Linked DNA regions of Homo sapiens: region 2 is linked to region 1. A link is a contact called in ENCODE Hi-C or POLR2A ChIA-PET data. All regions are on one chromosome and are shown on one strand. Each heading gives the region's core, a stretch centred on a gene start or an enhancer-like site at or near the end of the contact. The rest is flanking DNA. Distances are from core to core; before and after follow the strand shown. Region 1 has its middle 170 kb from the start of LINC02691. Region 2 has its middle 140 kb from the start of C14orf180.

Evidence for each region. Hi-C counts contacts between places; a loop is a spot of excess contacts on that map. ChIA-PET counts read pairs that join two places held with the same protein, here RNA polymerase II (POLR2A). Pooled maps may share reads with other maps.
Region 2: a map of heart right ventricle shows a loop between it and region 1 (6-fold over the local background). The contact joins two enhancer-like sites. A Hi-C loop is called at or near these places in 1 of 168 maps with a recorded cell type or tissue (heart right ventricle) and 3 of 50 pooled maps. POLR2A ChIA-PET finds 5 or more read pairs at or near these places in 2 of 52 experiments (A673 and activated CD4-positive, alpha-beta T cell).

What each region holds. Positions count from the first base shown.
Region 1 is chr14:104,391,450-104,397,514 of GRCh38, reverse strand. No RefSeq gene overlaps it. Among named protein-coding and RNA genes, the nearest start is that of LINC02691, 170 kb to the right of the region's middle. RefSeq lists an enhancer at 3,376-3,645. Within about 2 kb of position 3,519, at least 9 of the 41 ENCODE cell types and tissues checked have a DNase peak (open chromatin) inside an H3K27ac peak, as active enhancers do; they include heart right ventricle, where a contact is called at or near this core.
Region 2 is chr14:104,433,913-104,439,977 of GRCh38, reverse strand. No RefSeq gene overlaps it. Among named protein-coding and RNA genes, the nearest start is that of C14orf180, 140 kb to the left of the region's middle. RefSeq lists an enhancer at 4,125-4,990. Within about 2 kb of position 3,602, at least 17 of the 41 ENCODE cell types and tissues checked have a DNase peak (open chromatin) inside an H3K27ac peak, as active enhancers do; they include heart right ventricle, where a contact is called at or near this core.

The DNA.
Region 1 (6,065 bases), core at 2,270-4,769:
TCTCATCCTCGGTGACAAAAAGAGAGACAACTTTACTAGAGGTTCACTTTAACAAGTAGCGGACACTTTTTGCTTGGTCGTTTTGTGTGCATGTGTGTTTGTTTCATTTTGTTTGCTACAACAAAAGCAACAACTAAAGAAATAAATACCCTTAATTTCATCACTCTGGAGATCTTTCACAACATTGACGACTCAGACGTCGTCGGTCTTCTCTCCCGGCCTCAGCTGCGGTCAGACTCCAGGTGAGCTGCACCTGGCCGTCTCATTTACGCGGCCTCTCTGGCATTGGATAAGAACTCTATGGCCAACTTACCCAAGAGGTGGTCTGCAATATCTTTGAATACATTAAGACCTGGTGGTCTTATAGAGAAATCTGTAATGATTCATTCACTCGTTGCTACAGACCAAATGTTTCCTATGTGGAAGCTCTGACCCCAATGCGATGGTATTTGCAAGTGAGGCCCCTGGGAGCTGATGAGGCTTAGAGGAGGTCATGAGGGCCCGTGACAGAACATCCTCTCTCTGCTATGAGAGGACACAGCAAGAAGGAGGCTGTCCGGGGACCAGGAAGCAGCCCTCTCTGGAGCCAACCCTGCTGCCACCTTCACCTTGGACTCCCAGCCTCCAGAAATGTGAGGAATGAATGTCCACTGTTAAGCTGCCCCATCTGTGTTGTTTTGTTGTAGTGGCCTGGATGGACTAAGACATTCATTCAATCATTAATTTATTCAAAGATATTGCAGACCACCTTGTGGGTAAGTTGGCCATAGAGTTCCTATCCGATGCCAGAGAAGCAGTGTAATTGAGACGGCCAGGTGCAGCTCACCTGGAGCCTGACCGCAGCTGAGGCAGGGAGAGAAGACAGGCAATGAGCGGGCCAGCGAAGGAAGCTTTCTGTTTCTTTAATGCAGATGAACCAGCGAGGAGAGAAAGGGCCAGGGCAAGGCACTGCTGAGCCGGGCGGGCTGCTGCTCCGTGCTCACTGGGGAATGTTGTTCAGGTGAGTCAGGGCCTCACGCCATGGAGGACATTTACGCAATCCCACCTGACAATGGCTCCCGAAGGAAGAGACAGGTGCACAGCGAGTACTGCAATTCAGAAATTCACGGAGCAGCAATTCTGAAAAGCAGCGGGGAGAGCAGGGGTCAGAGCAGGGCCAAGGACAGCAGCCGGGACACAGGTTTTTTTGGGATCTCTGGACTGGCAGCACGCCAGGCCACAGAACCCCTGTGTGGACAGTCTGTGCCACCCCCGGCCTCCTCATTTCTGAAGATGAGCTCTCCCCGGCACCCGGGACGCCCACACCCAGGGTCACTGCCAAACAGCACCACCGTCTGAATCTCAGGACCTTGCCCTGGATGCCGGCTCACTCCCTCACACACGTCCTGTGGACTTCACTCTAAAACGCTCCCAGAAGCTGGCCGCTGTGTCCACCTCCACCACGGACCCCAGATGCAGCCCTCCTCCTGTCGCTGGGCAGACCTGCGGCCAGGGTGTCCTCGCTGGACGTGCACTGCCCGTCCTGTTTCAGCTGCTGTCCCCTCAGCAGCCAAAGGGGCCCTGGCAGTGAGATCAAGGTACTTCCCGCCCCTTCCTCCCAAAACTCCCCACTCAGATCTACAGCAAAACCCAAGTTCTTCAGTGCCTCGGAAGACCCTTGGTCCTACCAGGTCACCACCTATCCCAAGATAGATTCCAGATGACCTGGTGGGTGGACTAACGCATTTTCAAGGGCAAGGTTGATTACACTTGGTTTTTGTTTTGTTTTCTTTAGAGACAAGGTCTCGCTTTGTCACGCAGGCTGGAGTACAGTGGTGTGATCACAGCTCACCAGAGGGAGCAGCCTCACACTCCCAGGCTCAAGTGATTCTTTTACCTCAGCTTCCCAAAGTGCTGGGATTACAGGTGTGAGCCACCGTGGCAGACCGCTTGTAGTTTTTGTTTATTCTGTTTTAAGAGCTGCTGTAGAACCACACCTACCCCAGCCCCTCCTCTGTTTGCTGTGACACCTCAATCCTTGCACCTGAAATCTGCGATGTGGGACATCTCGTGATGTGGCTGGTCACAAGACACCCTTCCTCTTAGTGGGTTTCCAGGGAGCTGGCCTGGGCAGGGCAGCGGGGAGGAAGGCACACTGGAAGAGGCATCTCAGGGCAGGCCAGTGTCCCTGATCACCTCCGTGGGGTTTCAGGGTCTTTTCAGTCTCCTCAGTCTCCTAAACAACCACTCAGATTTCTTTTCCTATAACCTCTATAGACCCCATTCCCACCCCTACCCTCTCCCTGACCCTGGCCTGAAATGCTGAGACATTTTTTGCTTGATAATCACAGACTCCAAGTTCCTAACATAATTCCCGAACCAACAATTCCATAAAGTTATTTACCAGCCTATTTCCAGTTGGTTTTCAAATGTTATGGTTGCTAACCCCATTTTTCCCACTAAGAATAAGTGAGCTTTTAAATCAGCTTTGCCTCATGGGACGGTGACTTTTCTTCATTGCTTCAGCCCATGCACCAGTTCCTGGAGTCAGTGGTTGGAACATAGGTTGCAGAATGTGCCAGATTTCAGAGCCTTCCTGGGACCCTCCAGGGACGTCTGCCCAGCCCCATCTCCAGGAGGACCCTTCCTCACTGAGGCCAGGCATGGAAGGACAAGGAGAGTGTGAGGGAAGTGCTGGCCCAGGTCACAGCACCAGCCTCACGTTCTGCCTGGCTGCGGATGGTGATGCCTGGCTGCAGACATCCCCCCGTAAGACTGCACCAACCTACTTTGCAGGGCTGAGGCGGTGCACGAATGGGGAGCTGGAGCCAGAGAGCACCTGCTGCCGGGGCATTGCCCTCCTCCTACGGCATCGACCTCCTCCTGCACTGTCAGGCAGGGAGGAGAGTGCAGCTCCTGGGACCCTTCCCCTGGGAGCCTGAAGGCAGACCCGAGTCTCATCCTCTGAAGTCAAGAGAGCAGGCCTGGAAGGCAGCAGAGAGGGCTGGGCAGGGAAAGGGGCTGGGGACGGGGCTCGGGGGCAGGAAGGCACAGGAGCAGCAAGCAGGACTGTTGCGGGGGGGTGGCGGGGCAGCAGACTCCCCAGGCAACCAGAGAGAGGGTCCCCTTTGAGTTTGAGATCTAGCAAAGACAGCCCCTGCAACCCAGGCTCCTACCACTGCCCCCAGAGACCACACACACACACACACACACACACAAACACACACACACACACCAGAAGGATGCATCTGGGGCTCTGGAAGAACACTTAGTCCTGGACTTGGCAGCAGCCCAGAGGCCCAGGCACCTCTGAGACACAGAGGCATGGGGCATCCGGGAGGCGGAAACCACAGAGGCCCACACCCCGTTCTTGATCAGCTCTCTCAAGACTCCATCTGTGAAGTGGGGCAGCCATCCCGCAGGGCTCCTGGGGTGACTGAGGTGACACTGAAGCTATCCCCACTCGTGCCCAGGCAGCAGCCAGGCCCAGCATGCTCCAGACCTTCTGCCCAATCGATGATTGAGGCAGGAGGAGTTCCAGGACCCAGCCACAGGAGCCGTCACAGCCGCGGGTGCCCAGGAGCAGATTTCTTGCTCAGGCCACCCAGAGCCCAGACTCAGAACTCAGCCCCCTCGGGCAGCTGTGGGCAGTCTTCTACCCTCCTCTGGGCCTCAGTTTCCCCCACTAGAAGGGCCTTCTGTTTCTGATTGCAGGGTCCAGCCTGGCCAGGTCTCTCCAGGGTCCTTCAGCCTGCAGGCTGGTTGTCAGCCTGCTTAGGATGTCAGCTCTGGCCAGGGTGTGTGGGTGCCTCTGCAGGCCCATCTCCAAGGCTGTGACCCAGCAGAGGGGCCGCAGGAGGGGAAAGGCAAAGGGGTGTGGTGGTGCCGGCTGGGGAGCCCTGGGGTTTTCACACAGGGAGAACAATGGCTGGGAAAGCTGGCCCAGGCCACGCCGCCCCTGCAAGCCTGGGAGCCGCTGGTGCTGGAGAAGCAGCACCCTGGAGACCAAGCTTTGGCATGGAGCTCCATTCACGGGGCAAGCTGCAGAAGTCATTGGGTCTGTGGCTCTCAGCAGGGTCCGGAAACCGGGCCTGGCCTGCTGTGGCCTGACACAGGCCTCCAAGCCCGTCACGGCCGCTGGGAGGTTGGGGTGTGCCTGAGACCCCTCCTGGAGCGCCGTCCCTGGAGTCCGGGGTTCCACCCCCACTCACCGCAGGGCTCCCACGTGCTCACCCAGGCTGAGCCCTGAAACTTCCAGTCTCCACATGACAGAGGCCGGAGCCAGGCAGGTCTGGTGAAGGCCCCGGTGGTCAAGAAATTGGGGGTAGGGGGTGGGGTTGACATGACTCAGGTCTCTGGGTCCTGGCCCAGGCTCCTGTCCCACTGCCAGTGGGTGCAGCGACAGCAGTGGCCCTGGGAGGTCAGCTGCCCCCACACAGTGCTGGCCCCAGGATTCCTTTCTGGAGACCCGGGAACATTTCAGTCTTCAGGATGCCTCCTCCAGGAGTAGTGGTGTTGGGGGGTTTCTCTGAAGCTCATTTGTTGAACATCCCCCTTTCCTCAGCGGTGCCAACTCCTGAGCCGACAGGGAAAGGCTGTGTCCCCACCCGGCCTCCCAGACATCCCGGGCCTCTGCCCTGTCCACAGGCCGTCCAGAGCCTCACACACGGTTTCCCACCCGCTGGAATCAGCTGGGCTTGGACCCAGCACACCCTCAGGTCCACACAGCTTTCCAGGCCCTCGGGAACCACAGCCCCACCCGTCCAAGCCCCTTCCCTGGGGGTTCCCTGTGGGCCCTGAAGATACTCCTGGGAGCCTCCCCTTCCCCATCGTGTGCCCCGGGGCCCATCTGCAGCCCCCATCCATCCAGGGTGTTCCACGTGGAAGGACCAGCTCACAGCCAGGTGTTCACGCCTCATCTCTCCCTGCTCCTGATCGACCTCAGGCCCCACCGGGGACAGTCAGGGGCTGTGGGGCACTGGCCTCCCCGCAAACATGGCCTGGTCGCATGTTTTGATGAGAGGGGGAAACCGGGTAGGGCCTGGAGCTCCAGAAGGCCAAGAACCCATCCTGGGGAGGCAGCAAGGGGCGGGAACCCACCGCAGCCGAAGCGCTGACCGCCCCGCACGTCGGACTTTTCGTCCAGGCCCAAATCTAAAGATGAAATTGGGAGCTTCAAGCTGGCATCCACCATCTGAGACAGGGATTCCCATGTGCTGCCCGGACCTGCCCATGAGGGGGTCCTGCCAGGGCTCTGGGTGGGAGCTGTGTCTGCAGCCCTCACATTGTGAGCTCTCCCCAGATGGAGCCAGTCCCTGAGACCAGCCCCCAACACTCAGAGCCTCCCCATTACTCTCTGGATGCTGCGGCTTTTCTGCCCTCTTGGGCTGCCCTTATACTTTCCGGATCATTCCAGGAAGTGGCTCTACTGAGCAAGCCGGTGTCAGCACACCTGCCCCAGCACACACAGGTGGTGCCCCCTTTCCTGCCGCAGGAGGGAGTAGGGGGCGCTGCCTAATTTCCACCTTCCATAACAACAGTGAAACAGCAGAGCAGCTTGACATTTACAAAAAGGTGCTTGTTAAGAACCGTCCTCCCAACTTAATTAACACTAAAACCCTTTAGGTGTTCCTCCAAGTGCATATAAAACAGCTGTCTTTCCCCTGCGCGGGAAGTAAACTCAGAGAGTGTTTCCATAAAACCAATGGACTGTGACTCCTTGCAAGCAAAACTGTCTTGAAATGTTACGGCCGCGGATGGAGGGGCGGCCAGCTGCCGGAGCAGATGCACCAGCCAGGACCGGAGCCTCCACTGCTGAGGAGCCACCGTGCCGCTGTTCCACACCACCCGGGCCGTTAAATCACACTGTGTTATTTCAAAGCCACGTGCTGAAGCTCTTGGCAGCTTCCTTCCGGGTGGGCGTCCTGGACTGTGCTGTTTGGGGTGGGAGCTTGGGGTCGCTCCACCTGCAGCCTGGGACTCGCCCCTCTCCCTCCCCAACCTTGCCCCTCTGTGTGCACATAGCATGAGGAGGCCGGGTTCTTGAGTGGGATCCATCAGCCTTCAGGCTGGGTGCTGCGGCCACA
Region 2 (6,065 bases), core at 2,353-4,852, 42 kb before region 1:
CGATTGGCTGAATATTTTAAGCTCACCGTTGATACCTACTGCTCAGAAAAAAAAAAGGTTCCTTTCAAAATATGACTGCTCATTGACATGACCTGGTCACCCAAGAGCTCTGCTGGAGACTCGCAGGAGACGAACGTTGTTTTCATGGCTGCTCACACGACATCCATCAGGCCGCCCACGCATCAGGGAGTCATTTCAACTTTCAAGTCTTACTATTTAAGAAATACATGTTGTAAGGCTGTAACTGCCATAGACAGTGATTTCTCTGATGGATCTAGGCAAAGTCAATGGAAAATCTTCAGAAAGGATTCTCCATTCTAGAAGCCGTGAAGAATGGGAGGAGGTTGAGATATCAACATTGACAGGAATTTAGAAGAAATGGATTCCAACTCGCATGGATGACTTTGAGGGTTCAAGACTTCAGGGAAGCAGGAACTGCACATGTGGTGGAAATAGCAAGAGAACTAGAATTAGAAGTGGAGCCTGAGGATGTGACTGAATTGCTGCAGTCTCATGAAGAAACTCGAATGGATGAAGAGTTGCTTTTTACGGATGAGAAAAGAAAGTGAACACTGTTGAAATGACAACAAAGGATTTAGAATATTCCATCAAAACTTAGTTGATGGAGCAGTGGCAAGGATTGGGAAAATTGACTCCACTGCTGAAAGAAGAACTACTGTGGATAAAATGCTGTCAACAGAATCGCACGCTACAGCAAAATCTTTCAGGAAAGGAAAAGTCTATTGATGAGGCCAGCTTCACTGTTGTCCTAAGAAATTGCCACAGCCACCCCAGCCTTCAGCACCCACCACCTCCATCAGACAGCAGCCATCAACATGGAGGCAAGACCCTCACCAGCAAAAGATGATTCACTGAAGGCACAGATGGTCGTTAGCATTGTTTGGCAATGAAGTGTATTTTAATTAAGGTAAGTACATTGTTTTTTAGACGATGCTATTGCACACTGAATAGACTACAGTACAGTGAAAATGTCACTTTTATATGTACCGGGAAACCAAAAAATTCATGTGACTCACCGTATTGTAAAACTCACTTTATTGCAGTGGTCTGGAATGGAACCCACAATATCTCTGAGATTTGCCTGTACCAGATCGTGGGTGGCTTAAACAACAGAGATTTTTTCCCGCAATGTTTTGAAGGCAGAAAGTCCAGGATCCAGGCATTGACAGGGCTGGGTCCTTCCGGGGCTGTGAGGGAGAACTTGTTCCACAGCTCTTGCCTCGTTTCTGGAGGTTGCTGGCCGTCTCTGGGGTCCACGGCTTGTGGAAACATCACCCCGACCCTTGCTCTCACCCCCTCGGTGTTTGCCCTGTGCACGTGTTTGTATCCAAATTCCTTCTTTTTATAAGGACAACTGTCATGTCCGATGAGGGGCCTGCCCTGCTGCAGGGTGGCCTCATTTTTCTAATCACATCTGCAGTGACCCTATTTCTAAATAAGATCACGTTCTGTGTACTGGGGATTCGGGCTTCGACATCCAAACTCCACCTGTAGCATCTGGAGCTGGTGGCTTGGGCTGCTCAGCCTCTGTGCTGGCGTGTACCCCCGACACAGGCCACAGGGACACCTCCTCCCTGCAACCCCTTTGCCATGGGATGGCCCATGCCAGGGGGACGGCTACTTGACTTGGGGGACGCAAACAAGGTGGGGGCTGGTCTGAGGCCAGAGTCTGCATCTGGGTGCCCCACCAAGGCTGTGTTCACACCTCTGAGAGCTGACCCACAAACTCACCTGGGACCCGGGGGCCTGCAGCCCTCAGGACCTGCCCCTGCCCTCCCCTCCCCTCTTTCTTTCCTTTGCTTTGCTTTCTTAGAGGATACAGAATGGATGTGGCTGGTGGGACACTCACAAGGGGCTTTTAGACACTGCCTAGTAAAAGAGCTTGGCGCTTGAGGGGGCTTGGCCAAGTCTTCATCCCCCACCTGCGGGGCATCCAACTGCCCTGGATCCCCTGCGTCCCTTCACTGTGACCTTGGGCCTGGAGGGAGCAGACAGGCAGGCCTCACCTCCTGCGCTGTGTGCAAATTAAGTGCTGTGATGCCAGTGGAGCTGGCCCCCGGGGCTGGCCTGGGTGGTCAGGCCCCCCTTCCTTCCTCCTTCCCTGCCTCCCTCCCTCCTGCCCTTGGAAGAACAGCCTGGGCTCTCACCCACCAGGGAAGACTTCTTTCTGTCTCTCTCTTTCTCTCTGCTGTGGTCTGGGGGCTTCCAGGGGTGGTCTCCTCACTGTGTGCTTAGCGTCTCCTCCCTGCCCACTCCCAGGCACTTTCTGTTGTGTTCCCATGGGGTGGGGCGGGGTGAGGGCACGGATGTGGCATGTGGCCTTCCCAGTGAGCGCTGAATAATTAACAGCCAGGTAATGAAAGGCTCACTGGGTATTGATTGTGCCCTGGGGCCAGTGTGGGGAGGACTCATGTGTCCCAGCCCAGTGTCACCACCCACAGGCAGGCGGGAGGGCACCAGCTCAGAGGAACCTGAAGCCAGTGAAGGGCCCACAGCTGCCCACTGAGCAGCTGGCCAGGGCCCAGGAACTCCCCCTCTGCGATACCTGCCCCAGGAGTGCCCTGTCAGAGGGGAGAGGCCCAGGAGAGTGGGCGCTTACAGGAGATCCCCCTGCCTGACAGTCCTGGAAGGCTTCCAGGGCAGGTGGGGCTGGGCCTCCTGCAGCTGGGTGGGGCCGGCAGAGGTGGGCAGTGTGCTTTCAGGGCCCTGCAGCAGCTGGAGCCACCGCCTCATCCAGAGCCCCGCTGCTCAGAGCAGGGCTGCCTTCCCTCCATAATTAATTCATTGGGCCTCTGGCCCCTGTCTGGCTGCATCTCCACAAGGGAAGAAAGAGACCAGCCACCTCCCTCTCTGAGAGCAGCTTACACAGCAAGGCCCGTCAGGCTGAGCCACAACCTGGGACCCTCACCCTGCCCCCGTGCTGTGCTGGCCTGGCCCTTGGGTTCACCCACTGCTGGCTGCCTAACACCCTGTCCTCCAGGGGCTGGAGTCCAGCCCCTTTCTGGGAGCCCCCATTCCAGCCCCACAGGCAGTGTAGTAGCCAGTGCAGAGTCCGCACACGGCAGTCACCTGCCTCTCCCCTGGCCCTGGCTGGGTGACTCCCTGGGGTGTGGGGTGAGGACCATACGGCTCCTGTACCAGGGGCAGCCCCAAACTCCTTGCCTGGTGCTTCACCAGCCCCCAGCGTCTCCAGGTCTGATTGACTCATTATCTGCTCCATCGCCCTCCTTCCCACACCTAAGCTCTGACCCTGGGTAGGGGTCCAGCCTTGCCGTGTCTGAGGCCAGTGGAGACGGGCCTGGCACTGCCCAGCAGAGCACGCACGGCCATGCTGGAGCTCACCCCACAGGACGGAGAATGACACCAGCGCAGCTGCAGTAAGGACCAGGGGGTGCCCGGGAGGCTGGAGGCTAAGTAGGGCCCCTTGGTCCTGTGGTGGGAATGGGAACAGGGCCCTGGTGGGAGGGAAGTCCTGGGACAGAGCTTGGCCAGCCAGACACAGGCATGCAGTGGGAGGAGCTTGTGTCAGCAGTTCCTGGGGGAAGCTTACGGTCAGCCCCCGGCACGTCTCCTGGCATGGCCGCGGAGAAAACAGGCCACTGCGGGGAGGCAGCCGCCGGGCTAGGGGCTTGGCAGAGTGACCAGGCCCAGCTGTACACCCTTGCTGCCGTCCTGCTTCTCCATAACATCCTGTGTGGTTTCCTGCCCTGGCAGTCCTGGAGCCTTCACCCCGACTGCCCCAGGCCTGCCTCCCTCAGCTCCGCCCATCTGCAGGAGGCTCAGCTCCACCTCCCCCTGGAAGCCCGCCAGGACTACCGGGCCAGGCCAGAGGGCTTCCTGCGAGCGCCCACTCTCCTGGGCTTCCTCCCTCCTAGTGGGCGCTCCCCAGTGGACACGGATTCACTGTGCGTCCCTGGACACCTCTGGAATGTCAGCTGTCCCAGCGCATTGTCCCGATTTGTGGGATGGACTGCAGGGTTGTTGGGAGGAATAGAACAGGGCCCACCACAGCCTGGGACCATCTGCACCAGCTGGGATCATAGCTTGGGGCAGATTTTCCTAGTTCTGGCAAGACTTGCTTGAGCATAGAGAGGTCAAGGAGGCCGCATGTCTTGGGGGTAGAGTGCAAAGGGCAGGGGCTGACCCTTCCCAGTTAGCGGGGGTCCTGGGGAGGAGTAGATGCTGGGCCATCGTTCCGTGGAAACAGGACTTTAGGGGAGCCAGGGCCGTGGGCCTACCCTCCCTTCTCACTGCTGGTGACCAGGCTCGGCTTGAGGATGGGCGTGGACACGCTGGCTGCAAGGGCGCCATGTCTGGCGCCTACCTTGGGCCTGCTCTGCTCTCCTATGACTGCCAGTGGCCCCAGCACAGGTGATGGAGGGAGTGGGACAGGGTCCTTCCCCAGCACCTGCCCTCAGGGTGGCTGGACTGCCTGATGACAGCCTGTACTGACCCTGTGGTGCTGGCAACCCCACAGGAGCCCTAGGCCCTGGCCAGCCAGGCCTTCTTGGGGCACGACGGGGCCAGGGCTGGCTCCAGGGAGCCACTCGGCTGTGGGGCGTGGGCCTCATTTTAGGGTTTCTCCTCCTCCCACTCCAAGGCACTGTGCCCACTAGTCACCCCTTGCTGGGCCTCCGGGGGTCACAGTGAGGCTGGGCCAGGTCCCCTGCCTGGAGCCCACCTCCCTGAGCACCCCGACTGCCCCACAGGAACCATGGTGGGACTTGCTTGCTGGTAGCCATCAAGTCAGCCCTGCGAAGTCTGATGTTTGGAAATGCCGCTCACAGGCCACCTGCCTGCTCTTGGAGGCCCCGTTACCAGGAAGGCCTTTCCCATTCTGCAGGTCTGGGCATGTCGTGAGTGGGCCAGCACTCACACTGCCTCACAGTGAAGGGCACACAGCTGGGGACCCTGGAGTCCTCTGCTCCGGGAGGGGGTCCAAGCCCCTGAGACTCACCCTTTTCCGGGTAGTTCCTAGCCCTACAGCATGTTCCTGGCCAAGACTCCCACCTCCTGCCCTGCCCCTGGCCCTCCCTTGCACCCTGGGGGCCTCCTTACGTTGCTCCTGGGCATTGCCCTGGCAACCCCTGGTCTCCATCTTCCCTCAGTCCACCCCACACCTGCTGTCAGCATCAACTTCAAACACATTCCAGAGCCTACCCTTCTGCTCAAGGACCCGCCATGGCTCCCCATTGCTGTGGGGTCAGAATGCCTCTGTTCAGTCCCCAGCCCTCTGTTTGGTTCCAAATGAGTGCCTGTGTGGGACTGCTCAGCCCCTCCCTGCAAAGCCCATGGAACTTATACCTACCTTCTGGAGTCCTTGGTTGCTGGGATCAGGGCACCCCTGAGCAGGTGGTCCTGGGGATGGAATAGGGTTGGCTGGAGGCACCACAGCAGCTAACACGGCCGGGGCTCCAACCTCCCACCCGCCCCTTTCTGTTGTGTTGAAGGATGGGGGTTGGTGAGATCCGCCTGGCTCCAATCCAACCCCTGCCACTGGCCAGCAGCCCCTCCAAAGCAGGGGCCCCCCACACCAGTCCAGAGGGCCATCCATGCTGGTCCCCACCTGCTCCAAAGGTGTGGGGAGGCCGGTGGCGGGTGGCGACAAGCAGGGGCACAGGGCACTAAAGCCCTGACCTTACATTAGCAGCCGTGAGACTTCTGTCAGCATCCCAGGCCCCTCGGGGACAGTGTGGGGCAGGAAAGCTCAGGCTGGTAGACTCCAGGGGAAGGGATGAGCCCTGTGAACTCCCAGTAGCCCCAACCTCACTCCCCGAGGCCCAGGAAACTTTGTTTCAGAAATCAGGTTCTGGGCTGGGGACAGAAAGAATGCAGGACCCGGACCTCCTGAGGTCACTTTTACAGAGAAGACCCCTCCAGCTCCGGGGCGCCTGAGCCCGCTCTGTCTGCAGAGGGCAGCCACTCACTGCAGGCGCGGGCCCACGTGAGCCCTAGGCCGAGGCTCTGTGGCTGGTTCCCCCTCTGGAGGGCAGGAAGGACGGGGCCTGAGCTCAGGCGGGGTGGCCCTGCACAGGGTCCCTCTA